Regions from separate parts of the Mus musculus genome. Here region 1 is linked to region 2. The links are chromatin contacts, found by Hi-C or POLR2A ChIA-PET in ENCODE. All regions are on one chromosome and are shown on one strand. The core of a region is the stretch at or near the end of the contact, and the rest is flanking DNA. Distances in the headings are between cores, read along the strand shown. Region 1 holds the start of Mif4gd (MIF4G domain containing). Region 2 holds the start of Nup85 (nucleoporin 85).

Region 1 (6,983 bases), core at 916-3,415, 49 kb after region 2:
TAGAAGAGGCAGGCCAGGGAGAGATGTAGGCCAGCCAGGGAGAGATCCTGTGCCAATAAATCAATGACTGTAAGATTAGGAGGCTGCAGGAGACCAAAGCACAAGTGTAGTTTCTTAGGCTACACGTCTTTTATTTTCTAGCACTGCCTTGATGGCGTACACTGAATGCCAAGGCTTCTACTTTTTTTTTTTTTTTTTTTTTTTGAGATAGTCTTGTTTTGCTCTGGCTGGCCTCAAGCTCACCATGTAATTTTTTTTTTAGGTTCATTCATGTCATATGTATGAATATTTTCTTACATGTATATATGCATGCCATGTGTTTGCCGGAGATAGAGGATAGCACGGGATCCTGAGAACTGAGCTATCAATGGTCTTGAACCTCTCAAGGTCCTCTGCAAGTCAAGTGTTCTTTATGGCTTTCTGTTGTGTTTTGTTTTGGTGACAGCATCTCACTGTGTAGCCAGCTATCGTGCCTCCTGCTTGCTGGGGTTAAAGGAGAACAGCACGCAAATGCTCTAAATCACTGGGCCATCTCTCCTCCCACAGGCACAGTCTGTGTTGAGCAATTTGGCCTTGAATTTGTGCTAATTCTCCTACCTCTGTAATCTGCTGGGATTACAGGCATGGAGACGTCTCCAAAATGTTTAGCTTAGCACATGACGGCAATTGCTAATTGTCCTGTCAAACTTCTGTCGTGAGTGTTACAACGGAAGGGCCAGGCAATTACATATCCCCTCTGCCAGGCTGATTCTCCAAACCAGGCATCTCTGTACATTCAAGGGTGCTGACTGCACCAAATGCAAAGCCTTTAAAGAGAAAGCAGTGTTCTCTTTCATGGGTACTTAAAGGCTTTATGATCTTAGATCTAACTCTGTGATTCATTCTCCAATCTACTGGCTTAAATGTGGTGAGAATTAGGTTGTGACTTACTTTCTGAGAGCCAAGAAGGGCTTGGGCACTGCCTGGCTCTGGGCTTCAGCCCCCAGTGCGGCTCTTACCCAAATGGAATATGCATGGGAACCTCAAGTCGGACTCTGGTAGCGTGCTGGATAGTTTTATGTCAACTTGACACAAAATAAGTGGTGGGTGGGAGGCTCACCTTTGAGCGCGGTCTTCAGCAGCTGCTGCGTCTCTGCATCAAAAGACTGGATTTTATAATCATCTCTACTGGCCTCGCTCATGACGGTCTAAGCCCGGCAGGTTTTCACTGGCCTGAAACTAAGGACAGCACCTGAGAAGCAAAGACGGTTGAGGCTTCAAGGGTGAATCACAAAGCTCCCGATTCTAGCCCTGTAGGCACTGGGCCGGGCAGACCAGGCCTTGGGACGGGTGGAACTGGACTTTCTGTCGCGTTCAGTGCTTGGCTGAGTGCCCACCAAACTTGGCTTCGGGTGGAGTAGTTGAGCACCAAGTGGCCACCTGCTGCTCAGCTGAAGGAAACCCAGGCTTCTGGGGTTACATCTGAGAAGTGAAGCGGGAATTCACCTACGGTCCCAGCGGGATCTGAGTTATCCCAGATCTGGGATCTGATACAGTCAGTATCAGGGTAAATTTCGGGGTGCAAATACTGAACTGGGTGTAAACGTCAGGCTCGCCTTTATCGTCTAGCACGGAGGACGCTGGCTCAGTCCAAGCCGCAGATCCTGATACCAGCAGGGCTCCGAGCCCCTCTCTCCCAGCGTTTCCAGTCCGTCCACCCCTGCAGCCGTTGGGCCAGGGCTGGCCCGCGCCTGCGTCTGGGGCGCCGCGCGGCGCGCGCCCGGCGTGGTACCGCGCGGCGGCGGCGGCGGCGGCGGCGGCGCCAGGGCGACTCGCTAGCGCCGCCTACCGGCCACGACTCGCCCTCGCCTCCGCACCCCGCCGCCGCCCCGGGCCGCTCCCTCGCTTGGCGCGGAGACGGATCGGCACCCGACAACTGCGACACCGCCACCGTCGCGCGCTGAAAGCTCACCGGCCCCTGTCCCCTTCCCACCCGGCGCACCTCCGCCTTGTTTCTGACCACGAAAGCCTCCGAGCGCTGGGCCGGACCCTCCCTGCGTTTTGCGTGAAGTTGTTGGTCTTGCCAGGTCGCACCCCGCGCCGGGGTCACCATATCCCTTGCCCCGCTCAGGTGAACTAGGTCAGACTCTCCCCGGCCGGGCAGCGTGGGAGGAGCTTCGGGAAGGCGTGGCCTATTCGGGGGGAGGGGCGTAGTCTTCTGGGGTTTGGCCGGTTAAAGCGGAGTGCAAGGGCTGGGGCACACTCTGGCAACTCCCTCTCCTGCCACTCACTGTAAAATAAGTTTTAAACCAAAGGAGCAGCCAAGATAAAGGGCCCTGGGTCTTTCCTAGGGGGAATCGGGAGCAACACTGCTGCGCACGAGGGACCAGGAGCCAAAGCTCTCAGCTGCTTTAAGAGTTTGCCACAGCGCTCAGGGTGATAGTACCAAAAAGCTCGAGAAGCTCCTGAGGGCGGGGAAATGAGGAGCACGGAATTTACGTCGATAAGACTTCTTAAAAAAAAAAAAAATCAGACAGCCGACCCTGAATCTTCCAGGTTAAGATAAAGGAGAAACAACATCCCACCACGCAGGGAGGCGCATTAAGACACAGGATGTTTTAAGTAGGGGAAGTGAACAACTCACAGGCTCCTGGAAGCCCCTCCCTACTAAGAATGTAAAAGCAGCGAGGATTGCCGAATTGCACTCAGACGAGCTAAGTGGCCTAAAAAGGCTCGAGCTAGCACACCCTGTGGAAACAGCAGCTTGAGCTGGGCTGCCCAGTGTACTCTTGAGACTGCTCCAGTTGACCTGAAGATAGGCTGGGACCAACTGAGCTGCCTGGAGGTCTCTCCAATCTGTTGGGCTGCCTGCAGACTGCACTGTGCTCCATGATCCCAGCTTTCATGAGTTCAGCAATGCTAGGCTGAGCTTTGGGTAATGTCCCTGTCTTTGAGTCATTTCTGCTCCTGTAACTCCCAATTGGACTTTGGTAATGTGCTGGATAGTTTTATGTCAAGTTGACACAAACTAAAGTCATTTGAAAGGAGGGAGCCTCAACTAAGAAAATGCCTCCATAAACTCCTACTGCCTGTGGAGCACTTTTGTAATTAGTCATTGATGGGGAAGGGCCCAGCCCATTGTGGATGGTGCCATCCTTGGACTGATGGTCCAGGCTGAGCAAGCCAGTAAGCAGCTCCCTCCATGACCTCCAGCTCCTGGCTCCAGGTTCCTGCCCTGCTTGAGTTCCTGTCCTGACTTCCTTTGGTGATGAACAGTGATGTGGAAGTGTAAGCTGAATAAACCCTTCCCTCTCCAACTTGCTTTTTGGTCATGGTGTTTATCATAGCAGTAGAAGAAACAAGTAGTATCCTTACAATGGTCTGCAGTCAGCTTCTCCTCTGGTATATAAATTTATTCACATCTCTCCAGCAATAGGGTCACAAAACACTTCTGCTGCTCCAAGCCCAGGAAGCCAACGGGCCACCCATCTCAGAAGCCCTCCCAAGTGACCCTGGGTCTTCAGAATCAGGAGCCAAGATCAGAAAAGTGAACCACTAGGGGAGGGCTACAGTGGACCACAGAGGGGAGAGTGGAACTGACAGGCAGGGCAGAGCCCCAGTTTTCACGATCAGGGCCATTCCCAGCAGGCATTACAATCCAAGTTATGGCAGGGGCTGGAATCCCACAAAGTCAAGAAGTCTCTCCTCCCTTCCTTCTTTAGACCAACCCCACCACTAGGCTCGAGCATGGGAAAGACAGCAGTCATGTGATTCTTCTCGTGAACAGGAAGCTCCCTCTTCATCTGCATCCCTGGCTCTGCCTACAGCGCCCACCACACCTCACCAGGCTGTCGGACATCCCATGCCCTGGGCCTGAGGCCCATCTGGGATTAGAGGACATGGTGTGCAGCATGCGTGCAGAGCTGGTGATGGCCCCTGCACTCCAGTGGGAGGGGAAGGAGAGGAGCCACTCCTGTCTGCCCTTCACCGCCTCTGTCTCAGTTTCCTCCCTGACCTGTTGTGGAGCCTCACAGGCACAAAGGCTTGGGCCTGGGAGTTCAGAAGCTACCCACATGACAGGGTTCTCCCCCTAAGCTGACAAGCATGGCTACCTCAGGGCTGCAAGCCAGAAAGGCCCCTCCCCCATCATCCTCCCTCAGATGGGATGTGTTCCTAAGCTATAGGAGTGACACAAGGAATGCGTGTTTTACTTTAATGTCTATTAAATAAGTTGGTAGGAGGAGCAGACCAAGTTGTATAGGTTAGAACTGTGCAAAGAGCCCGGCCCCGTCTGCACTCCAGTGTGGTCCTATCAGGACTAGGAGCATTCTCCCCAAAGCCAGGACTGCAAAAAAGGATGGCCAGTTCCTTCTGGATTGGGCTGGTCGGAGGTGAGACGCATGCGCACCAGGTTCCTCCACCTAGGCCTTCTTTTTACAGTGCAAGCACCCCCTTCTCTCTTCCTTCTGTTCAGCGAAGGCCCTTGCGTCCTTCTGCCTTCAGCTCCGGATGACTTCATGCTCCCGGCAGCTGGCCTGGAAGGCCAACCAGGCAGCAGCCATTGTTCAGTATGAGCTCAGAGCCAAGTCTTGTCGGGCCCCTCCTTAGGCCCCTCCTGCCTCACAACTATCTGTCTTCCCTCCTTATGCAGTGGAAGAGGTTACAGAAGAGCTCGTACCAGAAGAACATGAAGCCAGTGGAGAGTGCAGCCTTCATCAGGCTGGGGGACAGGCCCTTGAAGAAGCCCCGGGTGCCTTCTTCCTGTAGTACCTGCTGGGTGAGGTCCAGGAGGCCCCTGTAGCTCCGCACCTGGAGAGAGGAAGGTGGAGGCTGAGGAGGAAGCAGGGACCTAAACCACGACTGCCCACCCGGGACAAGGCAGCTCCTGTAACTGCCTGCGGATGGATGAAGGAGGCCCTGGAGGAGGGAGCTCCTCACTCTTTCTAATGCATGCTGCTAACTGAGGAAGGGCCTGGGGTCGGCAGCTGGAGAGCAAGAGCTCCTTCCTGGTAAGGAAGTGCCTGACTGGTTTCCTTCCCTTGTGCAGTGATAGCTCTGGCCCATCTTGGAGTCTCCAACTCATTATCCTGCTCCCCTTGGGCAGCAGGTCTGAATAGGCCATCACTAGATCTTCCCTGACTGGTGCCCACCTCTAGCCTGGCCTATGTCCCCAAGCCCCTCCCTGTGTTATGCGCCAAGGACACCATCCAGCCTCAAGTTCAAGTCTGGCTAGTATTCAAAGCATTTCAACATTTGGCTCACGCTGGCCCTCCACGAGCGCCCCATGAGCGCCCCTCCCTCCCTCCAGCCAGCCAGATCGCACTAGTTTCTGTGAGGAAAAGGGCCTTTGTCCTGGGCTCTTGCCATTTCTCCCAGACTAAATTCAAATGCTCTCTTTGGGACACCTTGGTAGATAGAAAAATAAGGTTACAAAACCTAGCATTGTGTAACCTTATTTTTAATTTTTTTTTTTCTGAGACAGGGTTTCCATGTGTAGCACTGGTTGTCCTAGAACTTGCTCTATAGACCAAGCTGGCCTCAAAATTAGCGATCTTCTTGCTTTTGTCTTCCAAGTGCTGGGATTAAAAGTATGCACCATCACCACCACCAAGCTAACCTTGTTTTTGTAAAAATGTGCAGGTGTGTTTATGCACAGAAATAAAGCTACAGAAGACCACAGCAGGGACAGGGTCACTACCGCCAGTTCCCTCATGATCCAGTGGCATAGGACGGCTTACCTGGCCAAAGGCAGACCGGGCATGTTCGAACCCGCCCACCTGCAGGCGCTTCTTGATGAGGTCCAGGGGATATGTAAAGGTCTTGCTGATAACTCCCGAACCACAGCCACAAAGCAGGTTTTTAAGGTTCCCTGAACCAGAGACACCATGTTGAGAAGAGTGAAGGCAGACAACATGACAGGGGAGAGAGGGGCAGGCAGGGCAGGGACAGGGACTGCTCAGGGTTTAGAGCACCTGCTGCTCTTCCAAAAAAAAAAAACAAAAAACAAAAAACCAGTTCTTTTCCCAGCACTGAAGTCAGACGTCAGACAGCTCACAATTGCTTGTAACTATAACTCCAGGGGATCTTTTGGCCTCTTTGGGTATCTCTTCCCTACACACACACACACACACACACACACACACACACACACACACACACACACACACGCAATACACATATAGACACCTGAATAAGAAACCAGGGCTGGAGAGGTGGCTCAGCAGTTAAGAGCGCTGGCTGTTTTTCCAGAGGGCCTAGATTCCACCCCCCAGCACCACGTGGTGGCTCACAACTGCCCATAACTCTAGTTCTAGGGATCCAATGACCTCTTCTTGCCTCCAAGGGCACAAGGCGCATGTGAATCACTGCAGAGAGCCACACAGGCACGTTAGCCAGCACATCACTGTGCCTCAATATGAGAGCAGGAATACTATGCCCCTCTCTGCTCCCCCTCCCCCAGCAGGAACCACATAAGTAAAAAGTAAAATACAAAACAAAAAAACGCAATTTGTACGTTGGCTTCTGACAAAAACTGGACAGCAGGACCATTCCCTGGAAATATGCCTCCTTCTGGAAGCCCGGGGAGGGGAGGTGTGGGAGAGCCGGAAGCAAGCTCCTCTATGCTACAGGACTTGCTGCAGAGCCAGGTCGGTCAGCCTTACCTTCCGACAGGAAATGCACTGCCCTGAAGGTCCCCAGAAGCTGTGGCCCAGGCCGGGCTGCGGGGCAGCTCACCTGTTTGCTTTCCGTCTGGTGGTATGAGCCAGTCATAGGCACGTTTTAAGGAGCGGTAGCAGGAGAACTGCAGGCCCGCGTAGGGGAAGATGGCGATCACGGTGGGAGTCAAGCCTTTGTAGAAGACGAAGGGGCCCTCGGTCTTATACATGGTCCGTATGGCCTCTCGCAGATTGTTATAGATCTGCCCATGCACACATAGTGTGAGTGAACCCTGTGAGGCGGTTTCCGCCCAAATGCATCTTATCTAGAGCCCAGCTTCTGAAGCT
Region 2 (7,148 bases), core at 1,375-3,874:
CTCAGAAATCTGCCTGCCTCTGCCTCCCGAGTGCTGGGATTAAAGGTGTGTGCCACCATGACCGGCTTTAATCACTACTTTTACTTGGGAAAATGTTAAGTTTTTTTCTTTTCTCCTTAAAAAATATTGTTGGCACCATTGCATCAAGATTTTGTTGAAAGGACCCTGATATAACTGTCTCTTGTGAGGCACTGCCGTGGCCTAGCAAACACAGAAGTGGATGATCACAGTCAGCTATTGGATGTCTCACAGGGCCCCCAATGGAGGAGCTAGAGAAAGTACCCAAGGAGCTAAAGGGATCTGCAGCCCTATAGGTGGAGCAAAAATATGAACTAACCAGTACTCCTCAGAGCTTGTGTCTCTAGCTGCATATGTATCAGAAGATGTCCTAGTTGGCCATCATTGGAAAGAGAAGCCCCTTGGTCTTGCAAACTTTATATGCCTCAGTACAGGGGAACGCCAGGGCCAAGAAGTGGGAGTGGGTGTGTGTGGGGGAGGTTTGGGATAGCTTTGGAAATGTAAATGAAGAAAATATCTAATAATAAAAAAAGAATTGTTAAAACAGTAAAAAAAAATTGTTGGTAGGGCTGGAGAGATAGCTTAGTGGTTAAGAGCATTGACTATTCTTTCAGAGAATTGAGTTCTATTCCCAGCAACCACATGGTGGCTCACAACCACCTGTAATTGGACCTGATGCTGTCTTTTGGTATGTCTGAAGATAGTTACAGTGTACTCATATACATAAAATAAAAAAAACATATTTGAGGCTAGAGAGATAGCTCAACACATATGAGTACTGGCTGTTCTTCTAAAGGGCCAGGGTTCAATCATCAGCACTCATATGGCAGCTCACAACTGTCTGTAACTCCAGATCCATGGCTTCTGACATCCTCACACAGACATCATGTAGGAAAAACCAACGGACAGAAAAATAAAAACAAGGGGGCTGGAGAGATGGCTCACCAGTTAGAAGCACTGACTGCTCTTCTAGATGTCCTGAGTTCAATTCCCAGCAACCACATGGTGGCTCATAATAATCTGTAAAGGAATTTGATGCCCTCTTCTGGTGTTCTCAAGACAGTGTACTCACATACCTAAAATAAATAATTTTAATAAATAAATAAATATTGTCACTGGGTGGTGGTAGCACAGGTCTGTAACCCCAGCACTCCAGAGGCAGAGGCAGACAGATCTCTGACTTTGAGGCCAGCTTGGTCTACAGATTAGGTTCAAAGACAGCCAAAGCTACAAAGAGAAACCCTGTCTTGAAAAACTAAGGGCTTGCCGGGTGTGGTGGCACACGCCTTTAAACCCAGCACTAGGGAGGCATAGGGCTATACAGAGAAACCCTGTATCGAAAAACAAACACACACACACACACACACACACACACACACACACAAAACAGAAAAAAAAAAACCCAACCAACAAACAAACAAAAAAATAAAGACAGACAGACTAAGGGCTGGTGAGATGGCTCAGCAGTTAAGAGCACTGACTGCTCTTCCAGAGGTCCTGAGTTCAATTCCCAGCAACCACATGGTGGCTCCCAACCATCTGTAATGGGATTTGATGACCTCTTCTGGTGTGTCTGAAGACAGTGACAGTTTACTCACATACATGCAATCTTTTTTAAAAAGTTAATTATAAAATTTATTTTATTGTATATATACTGGTGTTTTGTGTATGTCTGTGTACTACATGTGTGTGCCTGGTTCCACAGAGGCCAGAAGAGGGCATCAGATTGCCTGGGACTGTTCCACATGTATGTGAGTGCTTTGAATTGATCCAGGTTCCCCGGGAAGAACAGCGTATGCTCTTAACCACTGAGCCAACACTCTAGCTCCCTAAATCACTGATGATTAGGATTTGGATAAAAATTTGACAGAAAGGTTTTCCTTTATTTCCTTAAAGTTTGTGGGAGTTTGGTTTTTGAGTCTGGGTCTCAGTTAGCCCCGATGCGAGCTCAACCTTGCCATGTAGCTAAGGCTGGTTCTGAACTCCCGATTTTTCAGTCTCTACTTCCCAAGTGCTGCATCTTCCGGCTTATGTTACTATGCCCTACTTCCAAGTCATGTATGACCACCAATTTAAGGTAGAAATAGTTCAGAATAATCCTAAAGAAAGAAAAGTTGCCAGTACATAAAAGATTGAAGTCCCGTTGTTTACGGATGTCATGTGTCCGAGACTAATTCCAAAATAAGCGCATTATACTGGTCGGAGTTCGGAAAAGGGACTGAGAATATTCTAATAACAGACCAGGAGGGAGGGATCACAACTACCGCTAAGAGATAAAGTAGGATTACAGAGACGGAGTAGCTCTCCAATCGAAATAGATGCGCCAGCACGCTTCTGCGCATGCGCACACCCTCCCAGCCACCGCCTCTCCCGCCATCTCCGGGGACCTTTCCCTCACCTAGTGTGGGACTGTCTGTGGCGCCGCCTGATCTACTGGGAACATTCCTTGAGGACCCGTGGGCCCTAGAGCCGTTTTCATGATGTGTTGTATAGGTTAGAATAGTGGAACATGTGTGAAAGGCTTCAAGGGGCTGTGTTTGGCTAAGACGAAGGGATCTGTTGCGCTAAGGTCTGCAGGCGCTGCGCAAGCCGCCCTGGAGGGGGTCCTCTTTGGCAGCTGTCTGTGAGCGGGAGGCCTGAGCGCAGAGAAGCGGCCGCGCGGCAGGGTCCCAGCCGCGGGGGGCACGGCGCTATGGAGGAGCTCGACTGCGAGCCCGCAGTAACTGTAAGGGCGATCGGAGTGGAGTGGCTTGGCTTGTTGCACTGTGAGGGTTACGTTTCTTTGGTCATTTCAGGCTGCCTCCCTACATGCGGGACGCACGCTTCTTCCCTGGACACAGTTGCCACCATCCCGAATGTCAGGTTAACTGGGAACTAGGTTATGGCAATAGTGGTCCCTAGGTCCTGTGAATACTGGCCGGCTCGCGGAAACCCCACTGCATCACCCTTGTTTTTATAACCTTTCTGCTTCTCTAGTTTTCCCCCCTTGGGCGTTAGAATGAGATTGGTGTAAGCCCCACATGGTCACTCCAAGGGATGAGTTGGCCTTTCCCTGTCCTGCTGTCCTAGTCCGAGGCTTAATAAATGCATAATTTGTTCTCACGGGAGACAATAGACTAGTTTCTGTCGCGTTGTATTCTATTCCTCTTGCACCTAGAAAATGTTTTTTTAAGTGTGTATATGTCTGAATATGTGCACAGCATCATTGGATACGACCTAGGCTGTTCGCCTGGTGTATGGTGTTCGCAGTTACACTTGGAAGTTGAATGGACAGTTGTAGGGCTAACAGCTCCTGTGCCTCCTTATGTCTTACTAGTGGATTCCAGGTGTGAATTCCAAGAAGAAGCAAATGTGTTTTGACTGGGGCCCCGGCGAGATGCTTCTGTGTGAAACTTCCTTCAACCAAACAGGTAGGCAGTTCTTTTTCACATCTGTCTTGGCACATTGGTTGACTCTCTGAGGCAGGAAACTGGAGTTATTTGGCAATATTTTTATTTTTGAAACTTTGTTTTTTTGCTATTTTGAGACAAGTTGCCCCTATGTAGTCCTAGTGGGCTTGTCTTTGTGCAATCTTTGTGTAGGTTTGAATTCTACATCTTCTTCCCTCGACTTCCAGAGTGCTGGGACTTGAGGTGTGTGGTTCAACACTTGACATTAAGTAATTTTTAAATTTTATAGTCTGTGTATGGGCATTTTGTCTACGTGCATAACTGTGCACCACTCCGTGCTTGGTGCCGCAGAGGCCAAATGAGATCATTGGATTCTAGGAACTAGAACTCTATATTTATGTGAGTTGCCATATGGGGTGTTGGGAGTTGAACTTAGGTCTTCTGGAAGAGCTGCCTGTGTACTTCTTGTTTGGTTTTGGTTTTTTGAGATGGTTTCTCCGTGTAGCCTGGCTGTCCTGGTACTTGGTTTAGACCAAGCTGGCTTTGAACTCAGAAATTACTTGCTCTTTTTTCCTGAGTGTTAGGATTAAAGGCAGGAAATTTCAGCCAGTTGTCTTAGACGCCAAACCATCTCTTCAGCCCCCTTCCTATAATTAACCTTTAGAAACGACCCATATAGCCCAGGTGTGGAGATACGCACCTTTTAATCCCAGCACTCAGGAGACAGAGAGGCAGGTGGTTCTGTGAGTTCACAGCCTGCCTGATCTACAGAATGAGTTTTAGGTCAACCAGGGCTACACAGAGAAATCTTGTCTTGAGAAACCCAACAAAAACAAGCCCAAAGAAGTGAGTTAGACTGCCTCAGCTGAAGGCAAAGTCCTGGGTTCAGGCAACGCTCGCTTGCAACCTTAGATTTTCTACTGTGCAGAAGAGTTGGCGGGGGGAATAGAGAGTCCCCAGCTGCCTGGGATATGTTGCCAGACCCATTCTCAAAAACCAAGGATGTAGGCTATCACTCAGTGGCTCAGTGATAACTTCTTTAGCATGGGCAGTGTCCTTAATTAGATCATCAATATCACCAAAAAAGAAGTCTGTGTTGTGCTGCCTGCTTGTATTGTAATCTCAGCCTACACAGACCAGATGAAGACAAATCTTTTTTTCTTTTGGCGTAAACCTGGTTTGCTTGGCCGACTGTGTGCACTAGTCTTCCCTTGAGTTTTAATCCTCCCGTCTCATTCCCACCGGTGGAGAAAGTGGACATGTGCCCCAGGCTCAGCCGGGCTTTGTAATTAGAGAATTAGAAGTACTGGGATGTTTTTCTCTTTTGGGGAAAATGGTAGATGTTGAGTTACTTTTTTTCCTGTTTTGTTACAGGCAAATCAGAGAAGGTGCCGAGCTGCCCTTTTATCTACATCATACGGAAAGATGTGGATGTTTACTCTCAAATTTTGAGAAAACTCTTCAATGAATCCCATGGAATCTTTGTTGGCCTGCAAAAAATTGAGGAAGAACTGTCGGGGAAGTCCAGGAAAGCTCAGTAAGTGGTGGGTGCTGAGGCTGCAGTGAAGTCGTGAGAGGGAGGCGTCCTTATCCTTGTGAGTGCCGGGGCACCTCGGGGTTCCTGTTCTCCTGTGTATCTTCTTAGGGTGTAGTTGTGCATTGTGTAAATGCTGTTGGAAGACTTACTGGCTTGATATATATGTATCAACTCTTCCTTTTGGATTCCTACTTCATTTGTATGTGTCCCTTGAACACCACCACCGACCAAAATAAAAATAATATAAATATGGTGAAAGGAAGACTCAGACAGAGAAGCCCTTGAATTAGATCTCACTCTTGAAAGAGTTAAAAACGAGGCTGACAGATCTTTAAGAGCTGGTAGTCAGCAGAGTGAGTTCCAGGCCGCCCAGAGCTGCAGAAGCGAGACCCTGTCTTAATATGAAAGAAATACAGGCGTCAGCAGACAAGGCAAATGGAAAAGAAAGACTTGCTTCTCAAGCTTGTGTTTTTGACAAGGAATCAGGATTTGGTTTTTTTGCTTCCTTTTGGGGTGGCGGAGCTCGAGCTGCCTTTGAGTGCCCAGCTGCTGAGCCGTGATACTGGGCCAGCCCTCCAGGCTACGGTTTGTTTTTTTTCTTTCCTATTATTCACTCTTTTTTGTTGTTGTTGTTGTGCTCGTTCCTTGAGCTCAGTAAGTAGATGAGGGTGAAACTGGGTTTCATACACCTGGCATGCACTCTGCTGACTTGTGTAGCCCAGGCTATGTATGTGCTCAAATACGTGTGTATCCTTGAGTTTCTGGTCCTCTTGCCTCTACTTCTCAAGCTCAGGGTTACAGACACGATTACCAGGCTTGTGGTAATTCAGTGCTTGGAGCATCGAGCACTGAATTTTAGCAGAAATTGATGCAGAAGCCGTGGAGGAGCCCTGCACACTGCCATACTGTCGTGGCTTGCTCAGTCTGCTTTCTTTCTTTCTTGTTTTTTTTTTAAAAAGATTTATTTCTTCAGACACACCAGAAGAGTGCATCAGATCCCATTACAGATGGTTTTGAGCCACCACGTGGATGCTGGGAATTGAACTCAGGACCTCTGGAAAAACAGTCAGAGCTCTTAACCACTGAGCCATCTCTGCAGCCCCTCGGTCTGCTTTCTTACAGCAGCCAGGACCGCCAGCTTCGGATGGCACCTCCCATATCAGTTATCAACTGAGAAAATACGCCACAGGCTTGATTACAACAGTAGTGCTTTTAACCTGAGCCGTCTTTGCAGTCCAGACTTATTTTAACCATGTATGTGTAGGTGCATATTGGTGCAGGTACCTGTGGGAATCAGAAGATGACATTGGGTTTCTTAGAACCAGAATTGCAGCCAGTTGTGAGCCATCTGATAAGGGTGCTGGGTACTGAACTCTGGTCCTTTCCAACAGTAGTACGCACTTTAAAACCACTGTGACAAAGCTGTTTGTTTGTTGTGTGGTATGGTGTGACCACATGAGTTTATATGTACTGGAGGCCAGAGCACTCAGAGCTCCTGGAATTGATGTTGCAGCCCGTCTCCTGTCTTTTGATTTCTCTCTTTCTAGCATCAAGATACGGTTCCATGTCATCTTGTATGTCATTTCATTTTTTTTGTAGATTGGTTCGAGTGAGTAAAAATTACCGTTCAGTCATACGGGCCTGTATGGAAGAAATGCATCAGGTTGCAAGTAAGGACCCTGTGTGTGTTTGAAGTACGTTATCTGGTGCTGTTTTCTCCAGAGGCCTTTAAGGAGGCTGCTGTGCAGTTCATAATAGGTCCTTGTTTTAATGTGTGATCCATAAGCGTTTCACATGAAAATGGGTGGGTGGTAAAAGAAACCAAGGCAAAAACCGTATGGGGCTTCTGAGGGCTTAGGAGATGAGCTACATTCAGTGCAGGTTGATTGACTTAAGGTGTTTTGTATTCTGCTAGTTGCTGCTAAAGATCCAGCCAGTGGCCGGCAGTTCAGCAGCCAGGTAAGGTGTAGCTGCTTTCATTGTATTGGCAACATCGTGTTAGTGCGTAGGGTGGTGGCTTTGTGGTCCCTGTTGCAGGAGGGCTCTCCTTTTCAGGTAGATCAGCAGCTCTTTGGGATGGCAAGTATGGCTTTGAAAGTGTTGGTCAAGGTTTTAGCCCATGGGAACTCAGGGTTTTCATTGCTTGTGGAAAAGATGAGTCCTAACACATGGTGTTTGTGAGTTGTCACTTGAGATGGAGAACC

The links. A loop is a pair of places that touch in the nucleus more often than their neighbours do. ChIA-PET counts read pairs that join two places held with the same protein, here RNA polymerase II (POLR2A).
Region 1: a loop to region 2 is called in a map of v-Abl transformed pro-B cells, with 2.3 times the contacts of the local background. The contact joins the promoter of Mif4gd here to the promoter of Nup85 in region 2. A Hi-C loop is called at or near these places in 4 of 37 maps with a recorded cell type or tissue (gastrocnemius, heart and v-Abl transformed pro-B cells). POLR2A ChIA-PET finds 5 or more read pairs at or near these places in 4 of 5 experiments (Patski and embryonic stem cell).

Annotation. Positions count from the first base shown.
Region 1 is chr11:115,610,804-115,617,786 of GRCm38, forward strand. It overlaps Mif4gd (MIF4G domain containing), which reads right to left and starts at 2,166. Exons shown (of 6, transcript NM_001243584.1): 1 at 1,982-2,166; 2 at 1,100-1,231. The coding sequence starts at 1,181. It overlaps Slc25a19 (solute carrier family 25 (mitochondrial thiamine pyrophosphate carrier), member 19), which reads right to left. Exons shown (of 7, transcript NM_026071.3): 5 at 6,715-6,898; 6 at 5,718-5,848; 7 at 3,378-4,788. The coding sequence ends at 4,606.
Region 2 is chr11:115,561,820-115,568,967 of GRCm38, forward strand. Nup85 (nucleoporin 85) reads left to right here and starts at 2,625. Exons shown (of 19, transcript NM_001002929.4): 1 at 2,625-2,743; 2 at 3,335-3,428; 3 at 4,782-4,944; 4 at 6,544-6,614; 5 at 6,860-6,903. The coding sequence starts at 2,711.